2 separate regions of the Homo sapiens genome follow, and region 2 is linked to region 1. A link is a loop called in an ENCODE intact Hi-C map of the cell type or tissue named here. Cell type or tissue: PC-9. All regions are shown on one strand. Links, peaks and the distances in the headings refer to the core of each region. The heading gives the core; the rest is flanking DNA. Region 1 overlaps LNCAROD (lncRNA activating regulator of DKK1). Region 2 has its middle 21 kb from the start of DKK1.

The links. Hi-C counts contacts between places; a loop is a spot of excess contacts. Peaks named below come from ENCODE experiments on the same cell type or tissue, not always from the same donor. Only the 100,000 strongest peaks of a DNase experiment are listed, where the experiment ranks them.
Region 2: it touches region 1 in a loop (2.0-fold over the local background); 2 of 110 quality-filtered maps call a loop at or near these places.

The regions. Positions count from the first base shown.
Region 1 is chr10:52,443,834-52,460,015 of GRCh38, forward strand. LNCAROD (lncRNA activating regulator of DKK1) reads right to left here. Exons shown (of 4, transcript NR_120641.1): 3 at 10,753-10,916; 4 at 7,044-7,684. Among named protein-coding and RNA genes, the nearest start is that of LNCAROD, 19 kb to the right of the region's middle. RefSeq lists an enhancer at 8,492-9,360. In PC-9, for the core only: no CTCF peak of the experiment used is centred there; DNase peaks (open chromatin) are centred at 8,188 and 8,968; H3K27ac peaks cover 3,126 bases.
Region 2 is chr10:52,327,112-52,343,293 of GRCh38, forward strand. No RefSeq gene overlaps it. Among named protein-coding and RNA genes, the nearest start is that of DKK1, 21 kb to the left of the region's middle. In PC-9, for the core only: no CTCF peak of the experiment used is centred there; a DNase peak (open chromatin) is centred at 7,660; H3K27ac peaks cover 2,313 bases.

The DNA of each region.
Region 1 (16,182 bases), core at 5,180-13,179:
GCCAACATCAGTTGACTTGGAAGTAGTGGGCCAACTATTGGCTAAAGAACCACGCAAGCATTACTCCCTGAAGAATTTATTTGTGAACCTTAGTGGAATGTTTACTGGTCTACCAGGAGATAAGAGAGAACAAGCATAAAAAGTGAGTCATTAAAGTTAGGAATTTTAATAGCAATTTGCTATTTAAATGTGTGTTGACTGATGACTTAAAATAGATGAATCATATTTTTGAGGATCAATTACATTTCATTTTTATTAGAATTTGCACAGAACCAGAACTGGAATGGACTACAAACACACACATTTCTCTCTTCAGATATTCCATCAAAAGAATGGTTCATGTAAATGAAAGTGAACCAGTTGTGTTAACCCAACTTAGTAATAGCCTTACATTGCCCTTTGTTCATGTAGTAATGGAAATTGTTTTTTTCTCATTATATGTGTAATACATATCCAATGATTATGAAATATCAACAAATACAAATATTCCCCTTCCAAAAAGGAAAGAAATATCTTGTTTAATTTTACCCTGAGATAACTTAGATTAATAATTGAAATTATATCATCCTACTCATATATGTATTTTTAGTAAGCGAATTATACCAAAATTCATGTTAATTTTTTAAATCTTCTATTCTAGGTATAATATCTACATTGAAATCAAACTATATAAAACATTAAGAAAATGAAAATTTCATGTAATCTTATGCCCTAGTGACATTCTACATAAAATTTGGTGCATAGACCTATGATGATATGTTTCCATTACTGGCTTACTAGGAGATAAGTAAAGAGAGAATTCACATACAAAGTGAGTCAATAAAGTTAGAAACTTTAATAGCAACTTGCTGTTTTAATTGTATTTTTGTCACCAGGGAATTAGAAATAATAATAATAACTTTAAAAAAATGTGGCTCTTCACTTCAGATAGATGGAGAAGCACTGGACTAGTGAGAATTTTATTTATATTAGTTCAGATCATTTTCAATCCATGTGTTACTATAGCTATATCTTTATCTATAGCTATATATTTATCTATCTATATCATGTATATAAATATACACACACATCTATCTATATACACAGATACATATATTAATTGACAAGGTATGTTTAATTAAAATATATACAAATATATACAAATATATTTATTGATTTTTATACTTATGGGGCAAATAGTTTTCAATCTTCAAAATAGCTGTAGAAGTTTGTTATAATGTTTATCTATTTCTCAAACAGGTGTGTGTTTATAAACTTAGTAGCACATTTTCAGCAGAGGAGAGAAGCACTGGTAAACTTTCAAACTGAAATATGCATTCAGAACTTACAAGAAGACAAAAAAAAACCTTTGAAATAATTTTAGAGCTGAGAATCCTAAGAGTGGGCTCAAAGAGTCAATAAAATCTTATCTTGTAGTTGAGGATACTAAGATAAAGAATGGGTAAGTTTTGGTTATTTGTTTTGTTTTGTTTTGTTTTTGAGACAGAGCCTCCCTCTGTTTCCCAGGCTGGAGTGCAGTGGTTCTATCTTGGCTTGCTGCAACCTCCACCTCCCAGGTTCAAGGGATTCTCGTGCCTTAGCCTCCCTAGGAGCTAGGATTACAAGCGTGCACCACCATGCCCAGCTAATTTTTGCATTTTTTAGTAGAGACAGGGTTTTCCCATGTTGGCCAGACTGGTCTTGAACTCCTGACCTCAGATGATTTGCCCTCCTTAGCCTCCCAAAATGCTGGGATTACAGGCGTGAGCCACTGCACCCAGACAAGAATGGGTAAATTGTACAAGTTGTGTAAGTTGGCGTTGCGTCAACTTGCCAACTTGTGTGTTGACATTGTTAGATTCATGACCGGATTTCAAGTCTCCAGGGTCCCAGACCAGCACTTTTTCTTTTCTCTATTCTACTAAGGAATTGACTGTGGAATATCTGTTAATTGTAGATATTACCATATGGTCCCTCCTCCTTGTAACAATAGGTGTTGGTTTCAAAGATGGAAGTCAGACATAGAGTCAAGGGCAGGTTATCCTTAGGGACAATCACAGGTGATTATGTAGATTATTCTACTTTGACCAGGCATACTCAGTAAAAATTCCCAGAAAATTCTTAGGAAACCCAAGTTAACTCTGTATAGCCAGACAAGGTAATGCAGGTATTGAAACGCAGTTTTCCAATAATTTATTTGACACTTCCTTTTGCTTCATGTGAAGGCAGCCCTAAATTCTGCACTGGGACAAACAGTTGAGTCGCCGATGTTGCTTAATATAGGCTTGTTCTATAGAAGAAAAAAGTTTTGCCTGTAAAAACATAGCTTGCACGCTTCTGTTAGTTCTCTCTGAAGTTTTACATTTATGACAAGTTATCCATTTTTCTCTATTTTCCCTCTCCTCTGAAAGAAAACCAATATCTATATATATTAGGTGACAATTCTGGTAGATAAATTTGACATGTAATCCCACTGATTTATTTTATTTTAAATCTGCAATAAGAACTCAAATAATCAGTCAAGAGACATATTTTTTTTTCCTTTGCCTGCATTGCTCTATGAGATAATGATGAGACCAAGCCGATTTATCTCAATTCTGAGGGGCTTTTTATCAGCCATACCTGTATCATCCGGTAGCCATCTGAAATGTTTCACATTAGGTCTAACTGCAATACGGTCAACCGACCGTCTGATATAGATCATTAATCTCACACTTCAAAGGAAGAAGAATTTCTGTGGGAAGTTTTCACATCTGGTATTCTACTTGCTGATTTTTTTCATCCAAATCCTGATAATTGATTGCCAAATCTCTATCATCACATACAAGGCCCAGCACAAAGAAAATAAAGTTGTGTTTTTTTAAGTCACTTTGTATTTAAAAGAATGTATAACACTGATTCTTTTTTAAAGCAATATATAGCTATTTGCATAAGAAAGTCAGAAGATATAAAAAACTAAATGACAAAAGAAGTCATCTGTGAAAGAGAGGATTATAAAGGTTGCTTGCCTTTTCTGTTTGCATTTAAATTTTTTCTGCAATAACTATTATTACCTGGATAATTTAAAGTTAAGTTTTTAAGAACTAGAGTATATATAATTTCCATTATTTAAATAATAAACAATTTAATGCAAAGATTACTTTTATTTAAGGGGAAAATGACTGTGCTTAGTAATTATTAAACATGTGGTACTTATAATAGGGAAGGAATAAAATATATTTGAACTTTGTATTTTTATACAACAAATCTGGGTTAAAAACTAGGCTATATAATATTGGTAAGACTACCAGATAAAATACAGGACACCAGATTAAATTTGAATTCCAGATCCCAATAGATGATTTTTTAATATAAAAAAATTGAGAACATATTTATATTAAAATTTTTTTGTTGTATATTAGAAATTCAAATTTAACTTAAAGTCCATTGTTTTTATTTGCAAAATTTGGCAACTACAAAAATTGGATCTCAGTTTTGTCCTGTGTCACATGGAGAGAGTTTCACTCAGATCATTGGTTACTCTGAGGATTATAGGAGAACACCATCATAGATAGATTTTCTGTGAAGTTACCAAAGCTTGCACTTTACCTCCTCTGCATGGCCTACATGCGCAGTCTTATACATAGTTTTATATTTATAAATTTCTTAAACCTTCTCTTTGCCCTTAATTATATAAGCTTTGGGACTCTCAAAATTTCCATCTGCTTTTGGAAAACATATTACTGTTTACCTATTAGCTTGCACATAGATGGCACTCAGTAAGTCCCCTTTTCAAACAATAGGGATGCTATGAAGTTAATTCCTCTCTTGTGAATAAGACAGGTGACCGCCAAATGGCTGTCCTCACATTAGACTTCTGTATCCCTAAGTTCCAAAGTGCCATCCTCTAAAACGTGGCACAAGTCTCCCCTCTATCCCCAGATTGACAACACCTTCCCCATACTTTGTGAATGGGGAAGCATTAAGCATTGATATTTCCAGAAATTGACAGTGTGGGGCTCCTATTTGATGAGAGCTTTGGAAAGTCTGTAAATAATAATAAGTGATCCTGACTGTTTGCTACACAGCGGGTTACTCTACAGAATTTGCAATAAAGGCTGCTCAGGGCCTTAGGCAGCAGACTCCATTCCCATGAACTTAGCTGCTATACAAACTGTCAGACTCCATCTCTCCTGGAATCAGGCACACATATGTAGATGACCAGGCATTTCAAACTCATTAATCACTAGGAGCTTACATTAAATATGATAAAGGCAAAGAATCCATTCCCTCAAATTTGTGCAATGCTGTCATTTTTCCCTCTTCTTCCCAGATATCCTGCTTCCCACTAATAGCTACCAATCACTCAGTGTCTACTTCATAAGGAACCATGAGAAAAATTCCTCATGCATCTCAGGAACAGGAACAACTGTGCTGTCTCTCACAGCAGTGTGATTTTGGCCAGCAACATGGGTAGTCTCATGACTAATTGTGCTTTCAAACTATATTTGCCTGGATTATTAGGATAGTCTGTTTCAAAATTACCACCAACATGCAGGAACCTATCAGAACGCTAAGACCAGTATGGCAGGCACCAACATTACTGCTTCAATATATATTTTCTTCCAGCTTATCTTTCTTCTTGCTTTAATTTCCACAGATTGGTCTGTTTTTCTTCCACTGGTATGTGTATATTTCTGGAGACTACCTCAAGTTCTCTTTTCAAAGGAGAAGTATTACATAAATACATACATAAATAAATATTTATTTAGCAGCACTGAGGGAACATTCTGGTTAAATCTTTGGTCAGGACTTATTTGTATCAAGAGCATTGGAGGTCTGACTTTCCCAACTTAATTCTCTAGCATCGTGTGGAGGTGCAAATGGTAGGTGACATATTATTTGCTAAAATTTTAATATGAAAAAATATGATTCCATTGTATAGGAGGTAAACAAAAAAGTAAAATTGGACTTAATTTAGTTTGGCAGTTATATTAATAAGATGGAATTTGAGTGTTAGTTGAAGGGATACATTTCGATTTATGAGGTACTGGAGTAGGTCAAGAAATGTTTTCTTTTCAGTTATTACCACCCCCGGCTGGAGGCAAGTCTAGAAGTGGGGTGTGCAAGGACAGAGCTGATGGCTCTTTATGAGTGCCCACAGAAATATAATTATATGAATTCCAAGAAACTAGTAGCCTTCCTTTGTTGGCAGCCAGGTAAGTCAATAGAGACTCAGGAGGGAGTCTACTCTTGGTTTGGGAAAAAACTTAGACCAAAAAATGAATCATAGTAGAAAAGAGACCAGAGAGAGGGTTGTTTGCCTTCCCTCATGAAGAAGAATTAGTTTTCAGTACCCTGCTGAAGAAAAACAGGATTCTTTGCATTCATACATGCATTTCTCCTCCTTCTCTCAGGTCAATAACTCTGGATATCTCTTACAGAAGAATACTGCTATAGCACACTTGCTATACATTTTATTTAGTGATAATCCCTCAGTACTTACAAAGAGTTCCTGCTATTCTGACTATAAAATACATTTTTAATTGTTAAATTTTATATTAAAATTTTTAAAGCAACCTGAAAAAGTACATTTTGGAAAGTGTTTGGAAAAAGTACATTTTGGAAAATACCATTATAGAATGACATGAATTTTAATGCTGCTTTGTGTTGTGTTGGCAATACCTGAATCTGCAATTGAGAAGGTAATGGATCTTTCATAATCTCGGGGCTATTAATTGAATATGAGACTTGCATAAAAAAATTTGCATCTTGGAACTTGAGCATGGAACCACTCTGAGTATTGTATTCTTTCACTCCATAAAAAGGATCATTTTTTAAATGGACTAGTTTTTTGAAACTACATTGGGAGGAAAGAAAATTCAAAAGAAAACATTTGTAAAATTAAACCAATGGACTATTGATCTGCAAAGAATATTTGCTCAAAAAGGTGACAAAAATCAACATGAATTTTGGTTGCCAAGACCTTTTTCCAGCTTTTCACAACTGGTGCTTTCAGGGCTTTGGCAGAGTTTGACACATGCACCCAGCCTGGCAGCTCTGTGTTCAGGCGCTTGTGTAAGCACTGGACTCATACAAGGGTGTCCCACGTTGCTCATTTATGGAATCACAGCAAAAGTTTTACCTTCCTTCCTCTTCCACTATTATCACTGTACGTATTGTGAGATGAACATTGTCATATACTAAAATTTACATACAACTGTATTTTTTGTTAACAGAGACCAAAAGGGGATATAATAAGAAAGCACAGTAACTTATTATTAGCAGTCTTAATAAAAAAGCAAGGTGGGGCCAGGTGTGGTGGCTCATGCCTGTAATCCCAGCACTTTGGGAGGCCGAGGCGGGCAGATCAAGAGGTCAGGAGATAGAGACAAGCCTGGCTAACACTGTGAAACACTGTCTCTACTAAAAATACAAAAAATTAGCCAGGCGTGGTGGCACACACCTCTAGTCCCAGCTACTCGGGAGGCTGAGGCAGGAGAATCTCTTGTACCCAGGAGGCAGAGGTTACAGTGAGCCCAGATTGTGCCACTGCACTCCATCCTGGGGAACACAGCAAGACTCCATCTCAAAAAAATAAATAAAATAAAATAAAGGAAGGTGGAAATGTCCACTTCATAGCTTATTCACCTCAGAGATATTATTACTAGGTTGAGGCTGAAGATTAAGGGTCGAAGTTGATGTTGGTTGACATGTAACTGCCTGAAGTCTGAATAGGGAGTTAATTTTGCAAATTAACCACTATGACTCCAAGTCTGCACTGAGACATTCACTGGCACTTTCGGTTCATTGTCCTTGGACCCCTTCTGTCCAATTTCCAGGCCAGAATTGAAGTTTGAAAATTGCTGGTAGACTACTATAATCTCTATTTCAGGGAAAGTAAGAATGAGTGCCAATATGAAAGGAGAATCTCCCCTCCATACTCAGTAACTTTCTTCTTTATATAGATTGATAAAGCAGGCTTCTTTTGTAATTACTCACTCATTAGTGTAATTCAGTTGCTGGCACAGATCTTATTTAAGCCCCGTTGACATAAAATGGACTAGCCTCTATGACAAAAGTTCTATCAGCAGACAGATATATAAATATATTTCACTGCGATTAGATCTTCACGATAACTACAAAGTAAAAGGCTGTGAATTGTTATGTTACATTAGATATGAGAAAATTGAAGCTCTATTAGTTTAAATGACTTGTCTCGGTCAATTAGAGTAAAAGCAGCAGAGTTGAGACTCAAGCCCTGCTAGGCGTTCCACCTGCAAATACTATGCTCCTTCATCTATATTATGCAATCTCCTCTTCATTAATAGATAAGACAGTAAAAATAGTCATTTTACTGGTTGCCGTTGTGGCCAGAAGTTGACATTTCTCTGTTGAAAATTGTTCACACTGAATATACACCCTCTGAGAAGTTACTCTGGCATTGAATTAACCTGCACTGCTTTAACTTTTCCACTTTTTCCCCAACTTTTACATTAACATCAGAAACTAATAGCAATATTAAGGACATAAATGTAATCATGTATTTGAACATATTTCGAGGGCTACTGAAGAAGCCTCCTTATTTTAGGATAATTATCAGAGTTCCACTGGAGTTGTCTCAGTGTAGGAAGTTCCATAGCTAGTCTTCGTAGATTGGGGTTATCAGCAGTCTTCAAACTTGGGGGTCACAGCATCCCAGAAGGGGCTCTTACTCTAGCCCTGGCTGATTCCAAAGATACAAGAATGTTTAATGTAAGAAACAGTTTTAGAAAAATGAGACAAATTATATTAAAATTTGCCTTAAGTTCACATTTATTTACGTGAACTCTTTGGCATAAGGCATTTAATACTCTCTTTAAAAAACATGGATGTGAATAAGTGAAGTAAAACATATACAGGGAAAAAGGATTCCAAGTTATTGCAGATAATTACTTTTCAGGTCAATTTTTATTTCTTTAAACCACTCACTTATCCATAGGAGTCAAGGCTTTGACTAACACAAAGTCTAACACTAGAATTTGAAAGCAGACTTTATTCATTTGCATAAAAGATAAAGCCTGCCACCAAGAAAGGATTTTGTCTTTCTTATAAAGAAGCCAACATTACCCTAAGCCATAATAAGTTTTGAACACTAGGTTTCTTGTTTGTAGATTGTATGACTAATATGAAAGACAATTACTAAATAGTATAAACTCAAGTTACATCCTTCTATCCTCTCATTTCTCAATATCTTCAAATAAAACAATGCCATTTTGGACACAGGCTAATGGAACTGGAATGTGCTTCAGGGCAAAGAACTTGGTAAGCAAGGAAAGTCATAAAATTATGCCTTTTTTTTTTTAAATTAAGAGAGACTAATGGTGCACTTTTCTGTTTAAGATATGCCAAAAATGAAATTAGAAGATGTGTTGTCTAAATTTTTACTCCTTCAGAAAGCATTTATTTTTCTCATACTTTCTGCTTGAAGTGTGAGTACTATGGTGTCACTGAATTCAAAGCTATTTTTATTTTTGTAATTTGCAGCTAAATCTGATCCCAAAAGATGGTTGTTAAGGATGAACATGGCTCTTTCCACTGAATTTTCAGTAAAATAATTATAATGGGGATTGATTGGTGGATTAACATAAAAATTAAAATACAAAATCCCCTTGTTCTTACATGGCAAAATAAGGTAAAATCTCTTATTCTTAACTGCCTTTTCCTGAAACAGTGTATAATTCCACCATTTGTTCTCTTTAAAAGAAAGATTTGGGCTAGAGAGAGACAGCTTAAACTCGTCTCATCTGCTTGCACCGCTCTCCAAGTAGGTAATTGCAGAAAGAAAAGACAATTCTTTGATCTCAGCGAGGTGCTAATTTGTAAGATTTTTGAGCTGTTTGGGCCTTAGGAAGCAGGGATCAGTACGTAAACAATGGCATTTATCTGGCAGCCTATTACTGACACATTACTATCTCAGTACTTATTCATTTACACTGGTGTTTGAAGACAGGACTATGTGTCAATAAAGGAATTAGACCAGACACCTCAGTCCATCAGGTTTATTTCAGTTTGCTGACAGGAACAGTAGGTGACATTAAGCAACAGAAAACACTTCAAAGTTTTCTATCCTTGGTTTTGCAATGAAGACAAACAACATTTACTGCTTTAGCAGCAACAAACAATGAGCGTAAGACTGCAGAGGGAAGATGAAAGAGCACACCAAATTATCAAACACAAAGCCTGCCCCTACCCCATTTCTACTCATCCCCTGAATTTCATTAGAGCGATTTTTTAAAAAGAGCTTCCAGTGATAAGTTGTGTTCATTTGGACCTCTTAGAAGACAACTCTCTTGAGAAGGACGGTAGGAAATGAATGAATAAGAAAATTTTACTTGACTGTTCAGTAGCTACTTTTTTTTTTTTTGACCAACTTTTCTTTTAAGTTCCAGGGTACCTGTGCAGGATGTGCAAGTTTGTTACATAGGGAAACGTGTGCCATGGTAGTTTGCTGCACAGATCAACCCATCACCAGGTATTAAGCCCGGCACCCATTGGCTGTTCTTCCTGGTGTTCTCCCTCCCACCCGCCACAGGCCCCCGTGTGTGTTGTTGCCCCCGATGTGTCCATGTGTTCTCATCGTTAAGTTCCCACTTGTAAGTGAGAACATGCGGTGTTTGGTTTTCTGTTCCTCAGCAGCTACTCTTAATTAAATATTTCAATATTCATTTATTTAAACATCTTTTCAATAAACAGTCAAGGTGTGTCCACTATAAACTAGACCTGAATAAAGATGATACTATTACTTTTACAGATTCCTGGAACTATGAAAGGTAACATGAAGTTATAATACAGCACCATCTTAGGCAAATGCAAGGTTGTATTTGAGGCGCTGTGGAAATAAGGTAGATGAACTGTGTCTCAGAGGGATTGCCAAATGCTCAAATGGATTGGGAAATGTTTTTCAATTAACATGTAAATTGAAAAACACTTGAAAGAAATACTTTCCTGCATCATCAAATAAAAATTCCTCTCAGATTTCTTCCTCTGTACATCTCAATTTGGAATGATTTACCAGTGTTTGGGTATGCTTTACATACAACTTTGTTAAAATTTTGAAATATAGATTAATTAGCTTATTCAGTAAATATTCATTGAATGAATGTTATAGCACTCCTTGTTCTAGCCCGACACAGTGCACAGAACAAGACAGTCTAGATCCTTGTTTTTATGTGGGATGGAAAACAATGAACTGAAAATGTTGTGATGCTGAAAATTACATAAAGGGAAAGAACAAAGTGGTGGGATAAAGAGTGAGTGGAAGGAGGTGGAAGTAACATTAATAAAATTGGTACTGTAGACTGAGTGGTCATGAAAAAAAACTGTAATGATAGGAAGTAATCATGAAGTAAAAGGAACATTTAGGCAGCGGGAAGAACAGATAGGACAATATATTGACATGCTGGAAAAACAAAGGGCTGGACAATATATTGACATGCTGGAAAAACAAAGGGCTGGTCTAGAGAAGGGATAGTGAACGAGGGAGAGAGTGAGGTAGCAGATGAAAGCTGGAGAGGAAAATGGGGGAGAGGCTATACTGAGGAAGGGAGGGGATATTAGGAGATGAAGGCATAGACATAAAGGAGATCAATTTGTAGGTGATTTCAAGTACTGGTAATAATTTTAGAACATACTCTATTTAGAAGGTATTCTAGTTTTGCTTAACCCATATGCAGCATTTGACCTTGTTAATTTCTCCTTCCTCATGGAAACCCTTTGCTGCTTGGCTTTCAGACACCACACTCTCCTGGTTACCTCCATCTTCACTGGCTGCCCCTTCTCAGTCTCCTTTGCTGGCTCTTCCTCATCTTCCAGTTTACAATGGAGTGTCTCAGGGCTCCGTCTTCAGACTTCTTCCCTTTTCTATTTACATTCACTTCCTCCATGATCTCACTCAGTCTCACGGCTTCAAACAACATCTGTAACAGAATGACTACCAAAATTATATTTCCAGCCTCTACCTCTCCTTTCAAATCCACATTTAAACATCCAACTGCTTACTTGGCATCTTGGCTTGGATGTGCAATCTGCATCTCGAATGCACCCATCCTAAAACCAAGTTTCGTGATATTCTCCCCTAAATCTCTTCTTCCCTTAGACTTCCTTATTTTAAGTAATGGCTGTTCCAGACTTTCAGTTGATCAGACTAAAAACCCTGGATCCATCCTTGCTCCCTCTGTGCCCCCTCCTCACAGATGCTGAGCATGTTTTCGGCTCACCCAGTTCTAACATTTCACCTAAAGTAGAGCAGTAGAGTTCTAAGTGGTCTCCCCACCTTGGCCTTTGTTCCCCTTCAGACAATCCTCATCGCAGTAGCCTGTGTTCCTTCTAAACCCTAAGCCAGAGCCTGTCTCTTCCCTGCTCAGCACCGTACTCAGAGTCTACAAGGACTCAGGCCCTCCCTAACCTAGACTCTGTCATCTCTCTAACATCATCTTGAATTCTCCCCACCTCTCTCACTCTGCTTCTTGCTGTTCCTGCACTTGCTTTTTCTGCTCCGTGGAATGCTATTACCCTCAAACTCCACCTCCTTTCTGACTCACCTTCTTCAGGTCTTTACTGAAAAGGCATCTTCACAATAAGGCCTTTGCTGACAACCCTATTGAAAGTTGTAATGCCTCCAAACCCCATCTCCTTGCCTAGCTCCCTGCTTTATTTTTCTCCAAAGCATTTATCACTATTTAACATGCTATCTGATTCACTTTTTTTTGGTTTATTATCTATTTCCCCTCATTAGAGTGTAAGTTACATTTGGCAGGGATTTTTGTCTGTCTATTCACTGCCATCTCCCCAGCAATGAGAATAGTGCTAGGAACATACTAATCAGATACTAATATATGTCAAATTAAAAAGTGGGAATCTGTGCAAAAACTTAAAAGCAGGAGGTGACAAAGTCTGACTGTGCTTTGAGATGATCATTCTGACCACTCTGTAGAGAATGGATTGGGTGCAGCAGGGGTTGGAGTTGAAAATGTAAATAGAAACACCATTTAGGAAGCAAGAGCAGTAGTCCAAGTAAGAGGTAATGGTAGCTGGGACTAAGTGATATTAGTAGAGATGAGGAGAAGTGGATGTGTCCAAAATTTGTTTAGGGGGCTGACTTAATAACATTTATAATTACTTTACAGCCAGAATATATCTGGTTATTTCTATGTTGAACACAGATATACAGCTTCTCAACTCTGATTGCTTTTTCTCCTTATACAAAGAATACTCAAATGAATGCTAATAAACTGGTTCTTGTTGGAGAGAGTTTAGGCAATGATCTAAGATGATTCCTAGATTTTCAGCTTGAATTACCTGGTAGGTGAAGGTATCATTTACTGAGAGAGAGATAAGGGTAGGAAACAATTTTAGGAATTATTTCATTTGAGGTACCTCTTAGACATGGAATAAATGAGAAAAAGGCAATCGGTTATATAAACATACCCTACAGTAGAGAGGTCAACTATAGTGATACAAATTTGAAAGTCATAATGTGTAAATGGTTTTTAAAACTGTGGAACTAGATAAGCTAATGCAAGAAGAAAATCAAGATGGAAGAGAAATGAGGGTTCTGGAACATACCAGCATCTAGAAATTGAACAGAGGAGTCCAGCCAAAGAGGCTGAGAAGGAACATTCTGGAAGCATGGCATTTATTGAGAGGAAATTTTATTCCCCTCATTAGTAAACATGAATTACAAAAAATAGTAATTATTGTATTTTGAATTTTGTATTTAGAAAATTTTGTATTTAGAAATGTATTTAGAAATGTATTTAGAAGATTTGTTTTTTCTCATTATCTTTCATTTTGCTTCTTCCCACAAAGCCTAAAAGGACTAAAATATTTGCTATTTTGTCCTCATAGAAAAAGTTTGCTGACCCTACTTTAGACTATTTTTTTTAACACAAGGTCTCTGTCACTCAGGCTGGAGTGCCGTGGTATGATCACAGCTCACTGTAACCTTGACTTCCCAGGCTCAAGCAATTCTCCCATCCCAGCCTCCCAAGTAGCTGGGACTGCAGGTGCACACCACCATGCCTGCCTAATTAAAGAAAACTTGTAGAGACAGGGTCTCCCTATGTTGCTCAGGCTGTTCTTGAACTCCTGGCCTCAAGTGATCCTTCTGCCTCAGCCTCCCAAAGTGCTGGGATTACAAGTGTGAGCCACTGCACCCAGCCTAGACTAATTCTTTCACATTGCTGAAAGATAAACTGAGACCTGGAAATTTTAGCTTGCTTTTCAGGGTTACCCAGAAGGAGATCTATGACTCAAAGCCAGGCCTGAATGTCTGGTTGCATTTCTATTCCAATATGCCATTCTGTATCTCTGTTGTGTACACAATAGGCTAGCAAATATTTATCTCATAAAATATGACAGAAACTTAATTATATTATTGAAATGTTTTTTCAATAAAATACTTAATAAATGCAACAACATTCCAATAGCAGAATATACTTGATTAATAGGATGTAATTTAGTGTTAATTAAAAGACAGCCATTTGACTTATTTAATTTAAATTCAATTGAGAGAAATCTATCTGTCTGACTGAACTGTTAAATTTTTTTAAATAGTGTAAAGGATTATGAAAATTACCCAAGTAATTAATGTCAATGAATGGTGTGCAATCCTAAGTGTTTAGATAGGTATCTTTTCTTGCTTGTACCTCAAACTAGAGAATTAATAATAGGTACCAGGGTAAGGTGGGAAATCATTTTGGGCTTGGGAATTAGTAGTTGGTACCATTCTTTTCTGTCGTTCTACATTCTCCAAATGTCTTCATTCCTCACACACTCAAAACTTACAAATTTCCCATAACCACATTTCTCAAATATTTACCATTAATTTTTCTGTATTGTTGTTAAATGCACACAGCATAAACTGTGCCATCTTAATAATTTTTAAGTGTAGAATTCAATAATGGTAAGTATATTCACGTTGTTGTAAAGCCAATCACCAGAAACTTAATTTTGAAAACTGAAACTCTATACACATTAAGCAATGACTCCTCACTTTTTCTTCCCACTAGTCTCTGGCAACCACCATTCTGTTTTCTGTTTCTATGAATTTGATGGCTCTAGTTACCTAATATAAGTGGAATCAAACAGTATTTATCTTTTTGTGACTGACTTATTTCATGAATGTAATGTCCACAAGGTTTATCCATATTGTATCACAGGTCAGAATTTCTTTCTTTTTTAAGGCTGAATAATATTCCGTTGCATGTATTAAATATACATCATATATTGTTTATCCATTCATCTCTTGACAGACATGTAGGTTGCTTCCGCCTCCTGGCGATTGTGAATAATGCGGCCATGAACATCGGTGCACAACCATTTCTTTTATAACCTGGATTACATGTCCTCAACTCTCACTGCTTTTCTCCTCAGAGCATTTAAACTATTTTTCATGATATTTTTGACTCATGAGAATGATCTTTAAAGAAATGAAGAGAAGGCACCTCTCCATTAGGAGTGTTAAGCAAGTGTAGGAAACCCTCCCTGTAAATGTCTTTTTTTGCTACCTTGACTAAGATTGGGGTGCCCATCCCTGGACCATTCTAAAAACACAATATTATTGAAGAAAGTATGGAAAGAGAAAGGGGCCCAGCATCAAGAAACACGTGTATAGGCTAATTGGGTAGATTTATTAGCACGTGGTAGAAACGTGTATAGGCTAATTGGTAGATTGGGTAGATTTATACCTGAGTCCCCAGGAAGCTATTGCAGGAAGACACTTTTAATAAATTGCCCATGTTTAGTAGTTGGCTGCAGGCAGGGCACAGTCTTGAGCACCTGGCTAGGGAACCAAAAGTTAGACCAATGTGCTTAGAAAGTAACAAAACTGTACATTTTTATAAGTACAGCATTCATTATAAGCAAAACTTATAAAACTTTGTAAATCTGAATTTATTATGAACTAGCCATAGATGAAGCCTCTCTGTGATTAGAAAGATGTGAATTTGAGTCTTGGCCCTCCTGCTAGCTATGACTTTTGACAAACCACTGAGCTACACTGAGCCTCCTATTCCTCACCTCTTATACAGAAATTATAATGCCTGCCTTGTGGGCTTATTTTGAGTACTGCAATACAGATAACATTCAGTAAATGGTAGCTCTTTTTTCTACTTTGATATCTACAATTGTTAATGATAGAGGCTGAAGGTCAGGCTAAGGAAACTCTTCTTTTCTCATGGGAACACACAAATTATCAATGCAAAAGAAAAATTTTAGTATTAGTAAAAATTGAAGTCCTAACTTAACATACACATACATGGAATCACAAATGTGACAAAATGTATCCATTATAAATGTCTTTTCTTCTGAAACTTTAGATGCTAAACATAGGTACTTTTGAAAAAATACACATATTCCAGGTTTGTGAGTAATTCAGTATTTATAAAGCTGGTATTTAGACATTAATGCCATTTGGAGAAATGGTACTTTTCATTCTGTCTGTGCTTGGATTAATGTTATGCATCAGAGTCTAAGAATCCCCTAAATAAATACCATATATTTCTGAATGTTGACTTTCTGATTCTGCAGCCAATCCTTTTAATGAATTTCAATGCACAATTCAAAGTCAGCATCCTATTTCCTAAAAGCCCATAGTCAAATTGTGGACAGTTTCCTTAATGTGTTGAGGGTCCTAGTAAGGCACATACAGCTTATTAGTTGCTAATTGCTCCTATTCAGGAATGAATATTACTCAGGTTTTTTTTGTTTTCTTTTGTTTTGTTTTTTTGAGACAGCGTCTCACTCTGTCCCCCAGGCTGGAGTGCAGTGGCACAATCTCGGTTCACTGTACCCGCGCCACCCGGGTTCAAGCAATTCTCCTGCCCCAGCCTCCCAAGTAGTTGGGATTATAGGCATATGCCACCACGCCTGGCTAGTTTTTGTATTTTTAATAGAGACGGGGTTTCACCATGTTGGCCAGGCTAGTCTTGAACTTCTGACTTCAGGTGATCCACCCGCCTTGGCCTCCCAAAGTTCTGGGGTTACAGGCGTGAGCCACGGCACCTGGCCTCAGAGTATTTTTAAGAGAACGGTAAACATGAGTGTAGGAAAATGCAGGGAAATGACCCTTGAAAATGTAAATTTCTCTGGACCTGCTGTTCATGTCTCTGCTCCTGTGTCACCTTACAACCAATGTTTCAACCCTTTGGAGGAACAGAATGGATACAGATTACCTGTTCCATG
Region 2 (16,182 bases), core at 2,856-10,855, 120 kb before region 1:
TACTTTTCATATTTTGAAACTTTTGCAAATAAAACCTCCTTTCAACCAAGTGACACAATTGGCAGAAAATGCTGATGATAAGTATAACTTTTTGGAGCATGTTTTAGGTACCAGAGACTATTGTTGTGTTTCACATATATTTACTAATTTTATTCTCACAATAACTCTATGAAGGATGTGTGTTTATCACTCCTGTTTTACAGATGAGATAACTTGGGCAAAGAAAGTTTGAGGTATTTATCTGAGTTATGTAGGTACTAAGCGACAGAACCAGAATTTGGAACCAGCTTGTCTGCTCCAAAGTCCAGGCTCTTACTACTAATAAGGCTAAATATTCAACCATCTAAAGCTTTCTGTAGCCCTTAAGTTACTTATACGGTTACAGTAAAAGTAGGGTAAAAATGTATCTGCTGATTTGTAAAAATGCAGCATCTCAAGTTTCTGAATTGAGAAACTTCTTTTCATGAAGTTTCATTAAAAATATATTTGAAAATATGGCAGATCACTTGAGTCCAGAAGTTCGAGACCAGCCTGGGCAACATTGAGAAACCTCGTCTCTACTAAAAATACAAAAATTAGCTGGGGGTAGTGCCACACACCTGTAGTCCCAGCTAGTTGGAAGGCTGAGGCATGAGAATCGCTTGAACTTGGGATGCAGAGGTTGCAGTGAGTCAAGATTGTGCCACTACATTCCAATCTGGGTGACAGAGTGAGACCCTGCCCCAAAAAAAAAAAAAAAAAAAAAAAAAAAAAAAAAAAGAAAGAAAGAAAGAAAAGAGAGAGAGAGAGAGAGAGAGAAAATATAATGCCCTATGGTTTTTGTGTGTTTAAATAAAAAAGGAATAAAAGGTAGGATTAATGAAACTGTGAAAGTAAACTCTTTTAAAGCTAAAAATAGTATGATCTCTTTCTTGATTAGAGAGAGAGAATTAATTTAGTGGGTGAATTACCAGGAAAGCTTACCTCACTGTTAGGTTGTTATGTTATTTCTCTCATCTAAGAGGATGCTTTCTGCATAGTAACATTATATTACAAAACACATTATGATAAAAATCCTGCATTTAAGGACAGTTACTGAGTCACCTATACACATATACTGTGTTCACAAATGTTTTTGTAGTCAGATTATAGTTGCTCTTCCTTTAAGTATATCTTTCAAATTATACCTTCTGTGGTGACAAGTACATTTATGGCTACAATTTGCTATTTATTAACAAATGACGACTGAGTAGTTTTAACTTTCAGAAGAAGAAACAAAATCTGGTATAATTATATCATGGATTCATCCTAAAGAGCTAAAAATAGTGAAAATACACACAAGAAAGATACCTAAATTCACTGTTTTTTAAGTGCTTGTTTTTCTAAGAGCACAAAACTCATGATAGACTTATAGCTCTGAGGTGGAAATTAGAGTCAGGGTTGAATTTTTGCATAGTTTTAGGTTTTAGGATAATTCAGCAATTATCCTAAACAAAGTGAAGGTTATTTAACAAGCGGTCATTCTGCTACAACCGTTATTGACTCCAATGTGGATGAGCTGTTGGTGCACAGTACTGTGAACACTATTTCAATTTGCTTGTTAATTCAGGATGCTGTAATTACATTTCAGTGGTGATGTGTCTTTGTGGATTTTATATGCCAGTTGAAGATCAGGAGAAGTCAAGATATTCCCAGATATGTTCCTGATTATATTTCAAAATGGGTGATCATGTTATAGCTTCCTCAGACAAGTGGTTCCCAAACTCAGCTCATCATCTTCTGAAACACCTGGGAAACTCTTTAAAATTATAGATTCTGGGAGCCTTCCAAGTCTACTGAATCAGAACCTCTTAGAATTGAGCCTTTGCATCTGTATTTTTTTAAAGCTCTTCCATTGATTGCTATTATACATCTAATTTTGAAATCCACTGTGACATGGCCTTTAATCAAAATGCTTTACTCTAAACAGTATGGCCATATAGGGACTATGTGCAGAGAAAGAAATGATTGGCTGAGCACTTATCCTGAGCTAGTACTTGGGCTTGGGTAAATATATCATTTCATGTGATCGTTGTAACAGTCATGGCAGATATAATAAATGTTCACTATATCTACAAGGCAACAAGACAAAGAGGTGCTGAGAGATAAACTGATGTCCTTAATGTCACATGGCTAAGAAGTAATAGAATGATGACAGATCTGGATGCTTATTGTGCCAAAGCTTACTTTATATCAATGGCAACGAAAATGGTAACTTACTTTTATATCGCGTGTTAGTGTTTACTTTCTATGTTTGCAGATACCTCTTTGACAAAACACATTTTATAGATTTTTCAAACTTGGGATAAGAGGAACTCAAACTGAAATAAACTAAGGTTCTTAACTGTAGTCATTCTGATTTTCCTCTAGTACTCATTTCAACTGATGAAGTCTTACCTTATATTTTAAAGGGAAGTCTTCCCTGACCCAACATTGTATCACAGGCCAAGTCAGGTAATTTATGTGGGCTCATAAATTATTTTTCATAGCTCTTATTCTAATTCTAACAAACTATTTTTATATTTATTTATTAAGTGGATTTCAACCCCATCAAACTGTAATCTTCATGAGTGCAAAGAGCTTGGTTATTCTTCAATCCATAGCACCCAATTCTGGGCTTACCCTATAGTAGTTGCTCAATAAAGACATGTTGAATGAATCAGTAAACACCTATGCTATTTCCCCTGAATGGATTTGCCACTATATTATTCATAATACACATAAATATACCAAAAATTTTGAAATTTTGTACTAGAAATTTTGTAGTTTTATTTATTTATTTATTTATGGAGTCTCACTCTGTTGCCCAGGCTGGAGTGCAGTGGCATGGTGCAATCGTGGCTCACTGCAACCTCCGCCTCCCGGGTTCAAGTGATTCTCCTGCCTCAGCCTCCTGAATAGCTGGGACTACAGGCCTGTGCCACCATGCCCGGCTTTTTTTTTTTTTTTTTTTTGTATTTTAGTAGAGATGGGGTTTTACTGTGTTAGCCAGGATGGTCTTGATCTCCTGACCTCGTGATCCGCCCACCTCTGCCTCCCAAAGTGCTGGGATTATAGGTGTGAGCCACTGCACCTGTCCATTTTGTGTTTTTATTAACTACCTACTCTTTGTATATATAAAATAGTTACTCATAATTAAAACAGACAAAAATTACTTCCTGAGTTTATTATTAAATATTACTCATAATTAAGTAAAATGCAGACAAAACTGCGTCCTGATTTTATTTATTATTTCTTGTCATTATTGCTGAACTTGGATAATTTTTAATGCACAAATATAATCTTAAAAGCAGGAATTAATCACAAAGAAATATATTAAAAATAATTTCTTGTGATGTAAAATACTCCCATGTATTTTGCTATTTGCATTGTATAATGATTAGATGGTTTTGAGAAGATGAATGGCTTGTCTTATTTTGGCTTTCATAAAAAGAAATTTTACTTGCAATTGTAATTCACATTTACTGAGACAAAATAACCCTGTAGTCCTGACTAGCCTAACTTGTTCCTGTAGGTTGACCATATAACAGATCCTTTCACCATAAGGAAATCTACCTTTTTTAAATGGAGATGGAATGATATTTTCAACACCTTGTAATTCATGCAATAGCCCTAGCTAAATTAAAACAAATTCTATGGATGCCATTAATCAGTGGTGTTCTAATTTTATCTTCACATTAGGATCATCTGGGGACTTTGAAAAACTAACTCGTGCCTGTGACCCACTCCCAGAAAATGTGATTGATTGGTTTGGAGTATGGCCTAGGCTTCAAATTTTTTAAAAGATTGATGGTTTATCTTAATGTACACAAGTTTGGGGACTACCTTTATTAGTTTCTGTCTTCCTCAGACAAGATAGCAGAAATACGGATGTTTCTGCCTTAATCTTGGAATAGATTTGTGGAATGCCCTGTTGACTCTGAAAGTGGAATTTAGACATTGAATTTCCTGAATTTGCCTGCAAAGATTGCAAGTTAGAAAAGGGAATTCCAAGGTGTCTCTTAAACTTGGAGGTCTTTGGTAACCTATATGTCAAAGCCTAAGACTAGGGAAGTTTTGATAGCAAATTTATCAGTGAGTAGGGAAGCGAATAAGAATTAAATATAGACTTTAAAATATCTCTTATACCTCCACCTCTCAAAACATAGCCGAGTTGAATAGGATGATTATAATCCTATATTACCTAAAAGGTGGGATTTAAAATGAGTTTAACATAATATGATTTATTAGCTGAAGAGATAATAATAGCAAGTTTTAGTGAAGTACCAGTTATGTCATCTCGTAATGAAGACATTTACGATCCAAGAGGGAATATTTACATTAACACCATTATTAATATTACTGTGTGCTGACTTCACAAAATTCCCAAAGCATGGAATGCAATTTAAAAATCAATGGTTTCTTTTGTGCACTTGTACCCTAGAACTTAATGTATAATAATAATTGTTTCTGTGCCTAAAGAGACATTTAAAAGCTGTTGAAATTTTGAAAAGCTTGTGGTCTTAAAAATGGCTGAAATCAGTGTTCTAACAGCACATATTTAAACATGTGGCCATAAAGCATTTCTTCTTTCCTCTCTTCCTTCCTTCTTTTTCTTTCTTCCTTCTGCACGCTCTCTCTGTCTTTCTCCCTCTCTCTTTCTTTCACTCTGAATGACACATATCCCATCACCATGAAAGCCTTGTGTGCAACTGCCAGTTGACACGGGCCTATTGTGGAAGGCATAGAGAGTATGCAGAAAGTTAAGTACCAAAGAAAGAAAAACAGTAAACCACTTGCTTAAGCTGATCTAGTGTTTTCTATTCTTTGGACTCTAGGTTCTAAATAATTGAACCTTGATCTCATTTGAGGTGAGGAAAATACACACACACAGGTGGCCTAACTTCTAATTATTTCATTCCCAGTGAAAGGCGCAGGTGTCAAAGTCTTAAGGATTCTGATCCTTCATTTAGTGCACTAAATCTTTTTTCTTTCTTTTACACAAAGCACTGAACTTCCCTGTTAATCCAAAGTGATGTCTGTGGCTCCTTTCCCTCTACACTGTCACTTATACTAACTCCTTTGGCTGTTATGATTTGTTGTGGCTGCTACTGCTGCTTTGAAACCTCTGAAATTTTCTAGGACCCTGGTTCTCAGTCTTTCACTGCTTATTGGATCACTTGGGCTTCTCTAAAAACTACCAATGCTCATGTCCCACCCATGGAGATCCTGCTGTTATTGATATGGAGTGTAGCCTAAGCATTGGGAGTTTTTAAAGATTCCCAGGTAATTCTAATGTGCTGCAAAGTTTGAGAACCACTGTTCTAGGAAGTGGTATCTGTTACCGGTTTCCTTGCCCAGTGCTGACCTTTTCTAGTTTTGACCTTTCATTCATGAATATTTTATTGGTTTTATTTTTCAATGAGAGTACATAGTAGGAGGGAATCGTCAGCTGCATTAGCCTGTTGAGTGTTATATCAACTTATCGTACCTACTTTTAGTATAACTGGGCTTGGGGCTTGCATAAAAATGGGACTATTGGCCGGGCACGGTGGCTCATGCCTGTCATTCCAGCACTTCGGGAGGCTGAGGCGGGTGGATCACGAGGTTGGGAGTTCAAGACCAGCCTGGCCAATATGGTGAAACCCCGTCTCTACTAAAAAAAAAATACAAAAATTAGCTGGGCATGCTGGTGCACACTTGTAGTCCCAGCTACTCGGGAGGCTGAGAGGCAGGAGAAGCTCTTGAACCTGGGAGGCAGAGGTTGCAGTGAGCCGAGATCATGCCACTGCACTCCAGCCCGGGCGACAGAGTGAGACTTCATCTCAAAAAAAAAAAAAAAAAAAAAGGACTATTGCAGGATATGTATGTGTTCACCACATAGTACAGGAAATGCCAGAATATAATCTGACAACTGCTTATCCCATTATGCAAACAAATACTTAAAAATGAAACATTAAGTATACCCAGACAGAACTGTAAACATTTCTGATTCTGAATCTAAAGAACTTATTAACCACAATTGATTATATAATGAGAACAAATTCTTACCTCTATCCGGAGAAGACATAATGACTTAAAATCAAATATTTAAGTAGTAATAATGATGCAAGTTATAGTGTAACTACATTAACCAAGTTTTACTCATTCAGGCTTTGCAATTCTGAAATGGCACAGTATTTCTTATTGCATTTGAATTGATTTTTTAAAATCTGTGGAATTTATTAAAGCAAGAATAATTCATAATAAAATCATTGTTTTCAAATGGTTTTTATGAAATGAGAATTCTGGGCTAAGCTATTCCCTTATAGTAGTTATTGGATAAACACCATTATAGCAACAGAAACCAAAATGAAAGAAAATTTGAAAGGTAGCCATAAAACCCCATCAAGGTATGGTACTTTTGTAGTTGAAGGTTCCCTTGCTATATTTGTGTCTACAGGCAAGTATTTTACCAATAATTCCTGTAGGCAAAAATTCTGCTTCATTATAAAATGATATATTGTTATGTAGGCCTTCCATAAGTTAAACTTTTTGTTGATATGCCTCATTTTATTTATTAATACTGATATCTTAGTTTATAAGAGATACTACTCTGGAAAGATTATAAGATGCATTTTTTTTTAAAAGAGTCCCCCAAAAGCAAACCTCTCCTAGTTTCTAAAAAGTAGTGAGGCTTTGTTATGTTTTAAAATATGCTTACTTTTGAACTTTGTTATTTATTTTACTTCACCTCCTTTTATTTTATTTTTTGTAGAGACAGGGTATCACTATGTTGCCCAAGCTAGTTTTGAACTATTGTGCCTCATTTTATTTTAATTCAGAAGCAATATATAAATATGTTTTTGTTGTAAAAAATTGAAAAAATATAGTTTGAAATTCTTTATGATTTCTTCTACCCAAAAACCTTCATTTCCCTAGTTATAACTTTTAAGCATTTAATAGCTATCCTTTCAGTACAAATGAGACAGTCTTATATTCAACGGCTCTGAATTCCTTTTAATACAGTGAATATGACTTGGAGCATTTTCAAAGTGATATATGAAAGCTTGGCCATCTCTTATGTAAAGGCTGCATGCTATTCTATAGCTCAGATGTTCCTGGGTTATTCTTCATTTCCATCTTGATTGATCATATGCATGCAATTTTGCATGTTTTCAAACAATGTGGTACTAAACATTCTTATACATTTCTTTATGTGTTCATATAAGTTTTGCTAATGGGTCTTTCACTTCAACAGGTGATACATATTGCTAATTGCCTTCCAATAGTCTCTGCCATATTATACTCCTACTATCAGTGTTTGAGCAGGTAGTCAATTCCTTGCATTTTTCCTAGTGGTAATAATACCAATCTTTAATTTTCAAAAAATGAATAGGTGAAAATAGTTCACATATTGTTTTTATTCACTTTTCATTGCTTATTAATAAAGTAAACTTTCTTTAAAGTGCTTATTGTCCATTCATATTCCTTTTCTGGAATACACAATCTTTTTCTACCAGGAACCAATACGCAGTCCTTACTATAGTATCAGATTGTCTGATGATATTTATCTAGATCTCACAATCCTATTTTTAATAATAATAGTAGCCTTCTTCAAAGAGGGCTTCCTGTTTCAGAATCACCAAAATGCTTATGTAAAGTGTAAATTCCAGAGTTTCTGGGTGAGTCATAATACCTGGGTGTGAGGACAGGAAATCTGCCTTTTAAGTAAATCCCTCAGAAAATTCTATGAACACTATGTTCATGAGGAGTAAATTAGACATGCTTTGGATTTTCTTTTTTTAAACAAAATAAAAAAGCAAAGTGAAGAATATGTTGGGTTAAAGAAGACATAAATTCTTTAGTTTCCATGGGAAAAAAACTGACACAAATTAAACTTAATGATATTCATAAGATCTCTGCAAGTGGCAAACAAGTTGGATACTTTAAAATGTACATTTAAAAATGTTATAATAGCTTACCTCCTGTAAGAGCTGCTCAAGTAATTGCTATTTGTTTTCATAATTAATAGGAACATTCTAATCTCACAGATGATCTTTCTTTTTTTTTCCAAAAAAAAAAGTTGTCTGTGCAGCATGCTCATTGCTAGCAGGATTTCCATCTATGGAAAAGAGGTCCTGGGAAGGCAGGAAGGGGCACTGAGATCTGCATCCATGATGAGATGACATGCTCTGGCCCAGACAGACAAGAAAGGAGAGCTGGGGGACATCTGCTTAGCAGAGACATCACTGAGGAACAAGAGCCAGAGGGAGTGGACAGGGGAGACAGGATGAAGCAGGAGACACTAAGAAAACATCATTACAAAGCGAAAACAAACAAACAAATAAACAAACAAGCTGGGAATGGTAGAGAAAGAAGTGGTAAGGAAAATACATTAACAGTACATTAAATATTTTCTTAATGCTAAATAGTTAGTTCCCAGGTAAATAATTTTATAATTATGGACCCTTCATTGTGATTGGGTTCTGTAATTTTTGAACACTTTTGTAACATCTGACACTTATTTGTATTTGTTTCATTTCTTGCATGACGGTTTTGTGCACTCTTGGTAAGTCATTATTTTTATTATTACAGATATTTTTACTTTATCCTAGAAATTAAACTCTGACATTTCAAAAAGTTGGAACAAGCTTTTGAAATAAAAGTGGCTTCTGATAAATGATTCACTGCTGACATTATTATAATCTTACAGTGATTTCATTTCCTAGTCCTTATTACTTTAAATGTATTTCCCAATGACTCAGGTATGATGAATGCCCTGAATATATTCAATAGAAAATATTTACTAACTGATTGTTTCGAATAAATTGTTAAGTCACCATCTTTAAGGTATTATATGAACTGTGAGAAGGCTTTAATTACTATAATCAGTATTTTTTAAAATAACTGGCACTTACAGAAATAATCTGCTGATTCTCATATTCAGCTCACCTTTAAGCTTTTATCTCCCTTCCAAAATAGGAAGCAACAACTCTTAGATATGATATAGGATACTAGAAGTATGGTTAGAAGCAGGATGTGGGCCAGGCGTGGTAGCTCACGCCTGTAATCCCAGCACTTTGGGAGGTGAAGGTAGGTGGATCACCTGAGGTCAGGAGTTTGAGACCAGCCTGGCCAACATGGAGAAACCCTGTCTCCACTAAAAATACAAAAAATTAGCCAGGCGTGGTGGCGGGTGCCTGTAATCCCAGCCACTTGGGAGGCTGAGGCAGGAGAATCGCTTGAACCCAGGAGGCAGAAGTTGCAGTGAGCCGAGATGGTGCCATTGCACTCCAGCCTGGGCAACAAGAGCAAAACTCCGTCTCAAAAAAAAAAAAAAAAGAAGCAGGTTGCAGAATGTTGCCATGAAAAAAGAGAACAAAAGAGTTTATGATTTCTCAGGATTTTTTTTGAGAAATACCACAATGAAACATATTTTTTTTTTATTGAAGAGGTCTTGTTGGTCAGGCCACACATATGCGTATAAACTTAAGGAAGTTCACAGATTATAATTGCATCCACTTATTACTTCACAGCTATAAGAATGTCTCCAAAATATGTATTGATTCTCTTACTGTTTCTTGAATTTCTATGATGTAAGTATGTTTAGTGATGACCTTGAACTTCTAATTATAGGCTGCAATCTTGATTGTTATTTGGCCTTCATTATTTGTTTATAAAATAAAAGCTGCTAAATTGCCTTCAAATGCTTCCAAGTTAAAAGCATTTTAATGGATATTACCTATTCCTGGATTTAAGGCCTAAACCAAAACTAGCTACTCTAAAATTTATTTGTTAATTCTCCCTATAATTTTTACTTTATAAGAGCTCATACTAATTCCTATATTATCGTGAAAAATAATTCTCTTCAACTAAAACCAAAGACAGTTTATGGATAACTCTTTGTTATGTAATAAAGGGAAAATAATAGGAAAAATTATAACTGTAATTAACTCCTTGTGGTCTACTCCATCTCACTAAATCGAAGAGTGAAAATTGGAACTTGGAGGAACATACAACGGTGGTAATGTAATTGGAAAATCCTCCTATATGGTGTAGCAGAATAAAACACCAGCTCAGATGTTATGGAGACACAAGTTCAAATCTTGGTTCCACTTATGGTGCTTTGTGCAGCGTTTTATTAGCTGCAAAGAAGGAGGAGGAGGAACCTACCTGGCATGATTACTGTATGGAATACATAACAATTATATAATTTAAATATCAATCTGATTACTATTTTTGCACCATAATCATGCTGATAGTGATTATAACCACTGATCATTATGGGTTTCCTATGAATAAGGTACATATAGCATTGCTTAAATTGCTGAATTGACATTTTTACATTGCATTCTTATGACTGTGCTATAAAGAAGATACTCTTTATTGGCTCCATTTTACAGATGAGGATATTGAATCTCAGAGATATCAAGCAAATTGCTCAAGCCCCACAGCATGAAAGTGGTAGAAACAGAATTCAGGTATAAGCATTGTGAGTCCAAAGACTGAGCTCTTAAGAGTTAAACTACACTGCCTCCTTTATTTAATTGCAAAGATCACAAGCATGTGCTTAACACAGCAGCTAAGCGAGAAGTTGATTAAGTGAGGAGCCTCAGCAGTGTAGGATGAATGGATGAGAGTGAAAATAATCTAAGAGGTGGAAGATCATTTAGGAGGCCATTGCAAATGCTGGAGCAGAGAGTCTGAGCTAGGAAATGAAATGATTTTAAAGACATTTTATTGAAATTGTATCGCCTTAGAGTTGGTTGGCTGCCTATGCCACAAGACTGAAGAGAATGGGTACTTAAGTCCATGGTACACTTTATTTGTACCTATCAATGTAACACCCATTGGAGAGTGCAAGGAAGGAGGCTGGAGGGAGAGGAGGAAAGAGAGGAATGGAGAGAGCTGCCAAAAGTTTAGAAAATAAAGTTCCTGCCCTTCACATGGCTTAACATTTCATTGAAGAATCAGTGGACAGAGATTGGAACATGTGAAATGATTGGAGAACAATTGAAGATCACTGGGAATTGCGTGAGACCTCGGCAAAAGGAGAAAACAAAGATAGACAGGTAAGGGGTGGGAAGCCCGGGAATTATGGAATGATAACACTAAAAAGCCCTCAAGACCTGTAATGTAATCCGCTCAGATTGTGGATCACTGAGACTGAATACCAACCAAATCCTAGGGTTTCAAAGCCTCTGCCTGCCTTGTCTCTAGTATCTTCTCTTCCCTGCTTTGCCTTTTGACCTACCATAGTCTGTTCACAAACACAAATTAATTTTATCACTGTTTGAAGAAACCTCTGGGTAAAACAAGCTTTTTGTTTTAAAATGATCCAGCTGCTTGGCATTTTGAAGGCTGCTTTAGTGTTTTCCAGGTGTACTCTGTATTGGCAGACCATCGCCAGTGAGGCTCTTTGAGAATCACCAGAGGAGCTTGGCTCACACGAACATTCCTGGTCCTTGTTTTAGTTAAAGCACTAGTATGTAGTCTGCCTGCCAGGACTCAAACCCAGCTCTACCTTCTGCTAGCTGTGTGAACTCACTATGTGTTCATTTCCTTGGTAAATAGGAACAATGGATAGTACATGTCTTTATAGGGTTTAGGGACAGGACAAAATGAGACAATACCTAAATACAAGGGGTATTAGCAGAATTCTTGGCACATAGTTAAGAATCACTAATTATTATAATTAATTTCTAAAGTGCCAAGGATATTGCTAACAGCATATTTTGTAATTGAAAATTTCCAGTGCAACTGCTGGGAAAAAAGTTGAGAACTGCTGCTGTGATACCTCTTTTCACAGATGCAGATCATGTCCAGGACTCCCAGGCTCCAGGCTTTGCTCTGCCTAAGCTTGTTCAGTCTCCTCTCCAGCTTCCATGCTACTCTTGGGCTGTGCTAGTATCCTATCCATCCTACCAGGTCCAGCTGGATGGATGCTCTAGTGCCAGGCTGGTATTTTCCAAAGTGCAGTCTACCACAAGACCCTTTTGTTTATTGAAATAAGCATTTGTACAACTGTCCTAGCATAAATGGCACCAATAAAATGAAATGTCATGGAGAATCAGAAATACCTTTTTTTAGATTCAAGGTAACTAAATCTGTCTAAACAGTATTTTGCTAAAATGCTAAAATCAGTGATCCATGAAAATGAATGCAGCTTCTAAGCTGTGCTTTGCTGCTTGTTATGTTTTAAAACAAGAGTTGGTGAACTTTTTCTATAAAGGGACACATAAATATGTAGGTTTTGCAGGCCATAATCTGTTGCAGCTACTTTACTCTGCTGTTGTAGTACAAAAGCAGCCATAGACAATGCATAAACAAATGAGTTTAGCTCATTAGTATTGGAGTTTAGCTTTGTTCCAATAGAATTTTATGGACACTGAAATTGAAATTTGTATAATTTTCACATGTAATGAAATATTTTTCTTTTGATCTTTTTTGGTCGTTTAAAATTGTAAAAGCCACCCTTTGCTCAGAGGCTGTACAAAAGCAGGGGGTGGGGTGGATTTGGCTTGCAGGTTGTGGATTGCCAGCTCCTATTCTAAAAATTATTCATTTTTAATTCTAGGAAGACAGGTTGACTAGACGGCAGCATATGACAAAGTCTGGCCACAATATACAGTGCGATTGTCAGCATTAAGCCAGCTTGTACACCGGTGTTCATAGCACCATTATTCATAGTAGCAAGAAGCTGGAAGCAACCCAGTGACCATCAACAAATGAATGGATAAACAAAACATAGTATACACACACAATGGAATATTATTTAGACTTAAAAAAGGAAATTCTGACACACACAACAACATGGATGAACCTTAAGGACATCCAAGAACCTAAGTGAAATAAGCCAGTCACAAAAAACCAAATACTGTACAATTCTAATTATATAAAGTACCTAGAGTGGTTAAATTCATAGAGACAGAAAGTGGAATGGTGATTGCCAGGGGCTGGGAGGGAGGGAGAATAAGGAGTTGATATTTAATGAGTATAGAGTTTTAGTTTTACAAGATAGAATTCTAGAGATTGGTTACACAACAATATGGGTGTACTTAGCTTTATAGAACTGTACAGATGAAAAATGGTTAAGATGGTGAATTTTATGTTTGACTACATTCAAAATATTTTTTTTTTAAAAAATAGGCAGCTTAGTATTTTACACACTTTAAATTACACATTCTATCCAAACTGTGCATATTGATAATTGTTACTTCTCACTATCTCTTTTTAGCCACATTGCTGAAGTAAATTACACTGTTCAGTCCAAAAAGTGCTTTCTAAAACCACCTATACGTGCCAAGGTATCACTTGGAAAGTATGAATACAAGCATGATTAAAATGCAGTTCCCACCTGTGATAGGTTAATTTATGGGCCCCAATTCATCATTCTCCTGTAGTAGTAGTATAAATTCACACCCTTGTCATGGCTTATGGCAAGTTGAGTATAATTCCTTACTCCCTAGCTTTGGGCTTGCCCATGTGACTGGCAGTGGCTTATGGGATGTTGGTGGACTTGAGGACATTGGAGGCTTAAAAAAATGTGCTTGTATTTCTGCCATTGCCAGAAAAATATTTCAGAATGAGACAAATGGAGCAGACACAACTGGACTAGAAGCCAAAAGCCCTGCCCAACCCAGACTAGCCAAGGTTTGCAAAACCCCAATCCATCCACAAACCCTTGAAGATGAAAATGAATGATGTGTTCTTTAAAGCAGTACAAAATTATTATAGTTAGAGGAAAGTGATTTATAGATTATCTTTCAGAAGCATATAGATTAATGTAGGTTCATGGAAATGATTCTATTCTCTTCTCCTAAACTCACCTCCAAAAAGCAGTGGTTCTCAAACTTTAGCAAACATAAGAATAATTTGATGTTGAGCATTCTTCCATACGTTCATTGGCCACTTGTATGTCTTCTTTTGAGAAGTATCTCCTCATGACCTTTGTCTATTTTTAGTGAGGTTATTTGATTTTGCTTAGTGAGGTTATTTGATTTTGCTTATTGAATTAAGTTTCTTATAGATTCTGGATGTTAGACCTTTGTCAGATGCACAGTTTGTGAATATTTTCTCCTATAGGGTGTATGTTTACCATTCTGATAGTTTTTTTTGCTGTGCAGAATCTCTAGTTTAATTAGGTCCCACTTGTCAATTTTTGTTTTCGTAGCAATTCCTTTTGAGGACTTAGCCATAAATTATTTGCCCAAGCTGAAATCCAGAATGGTATTTCCTAGTAAAGATGGGAATGATAAACACAGGGGACTACTAGATGGGGAAGAGAGTAGGGAGGGTAAGGGCTGAAAAACACGGCTAAGAACTATTGGATGCTAAGCTGGGTAAAGGGATAAACCATACTCCAAACCTTAGCATCATGCAATATATCTATGTAACAAATTTGCACATGCACCCCTGAATCCAAAATAAAAGTTGAAATAATAAAAAAAAGAATTGAGAAGCATGTTAAAATTCTGGATTCTCAGGGACCATTTCCAAAGATTCCGACGTAGTAGGCATGGAATAGATGCCAGAAATCTGCACTTTTGTAAGCACCCAAAACAATTCTGATGCAGGAGAACCTAGGTTTGTAATAGTTTTAATTTGTTCTCGTGTATTAGTGAGGGAGAAAGATTTTTGCATGCAAAATCTCACAAGGATGAGAGAGAGTTGATAACAGAAATGCAAAAGAAAACAACATCTGTATTAAAAAATCTGTATGTAATCTCTGAAACTAGGCAAAGTGATCCCCTACCCAGTAAGGTCTGAGAAAATCATGGACACACCAAAGTAGCTCCACAACTCACCTCCTTTGCCTTCTGCTGACCTGAACTTGTCCAGTGGAGTCATTCCTCTAGAGCAGATGGAAGTCCATCTTAATTCCTTCTGTTATTAACACAGTCCTGGGCTCTCAGCAGATCAGAAGTGACTTTCTAAATTCCTCTATAGCTGATATTTCCCCCTCCAGACTTTCCCCTTCCTATTTAGCCTACCTGTCTACTGCCAATCTCCTCATATAACTCTTCTGCCTGAGTATCTACAGTCTCTATTCACCAATTCTTTGGTGTGATAGCCAATACTTATTTAAAATTCTTTATGTTATTTTGTATGACAAAGCAAATGCATTGTTAAGGCTATCACCTCACTGTCACTCAAGTTAGAGGGCTTTTCCATTTCATCACAAGCTTGATTACTTCCATAACACCTTGTATGATAACTGTCTTATTCCTGACCACTCACCACTTTACTATATTTAGCTTAGGTTCTATTTAGCAGTTTCTCAAATACCATATTTTTCCAAATTGGAAAAGTACACTTACATTTGTTTGATGTCTTCTACTAGAACTAGAATATCTTTGATTGCACAGTACTTGGTGAACCAAATTGAATTATAGCATGAAGTTAAAACATATAATGATGGAAATAATAACATCAGCACAAAATAAGAAAAACTGAAAGTTAATTGAGAACTTTCTATGCTCTGGGAAGTATGCTAAGAACTTAATTGCACTTTATGTTTTATTTAATCCTCACAACAACCAAAGAAGAAAGTATTCATAGTATCTCCATTTGACAAATGATAAAACAGAGAGGGGCTGGGCATGGTGACTCATGCCTGTAATCCTAGCACTTTGGGAGGCCAAGGCGGATCACCTGAGGTCAGGAGTTTGAGAACAGCCTGGCCAACATGGTGAAAACCCGTCTCTACTAAAAATACAAAAAATTAGCCTGTCATGGTGGCAGACACCTGTAATCCCAGCTACTCAGGAGGCTGAGACAGGAAAATCGCTAGAACCTGAGGGGCAGAGGTTGCAGTGAGCCGAGATCACACCACTGCACTCCAGCTTGAGCTAAAGAGTGAAACTCTGTCTCAAAACAAAAAACAAAAAACAAAAACAAACAAACAAAAACAGAGAGGACAGGACTTTTCTAAGGTAACAGTGCTTACTGGTAGGAACTTAACTCCCAGAGACAGAGCAGTTAACTGTCCTTCTACCCTGCTTCCATTTGAATAGAGTTATTGGCAATGAGGAGTTTTTCTTTTCTTTAAATCTTTCTCTCAATAAAAGGCTTTCCAAATTTCTTGTTACATTAAAAATCATGAGGAGTGCTTAAGGGTGTAAAATTATAAAATTTGAGTGCTGGTTTTGAAACACCATTCTGCCATTTAATAACTAACATATTTTAGTCACTTAAATCCAC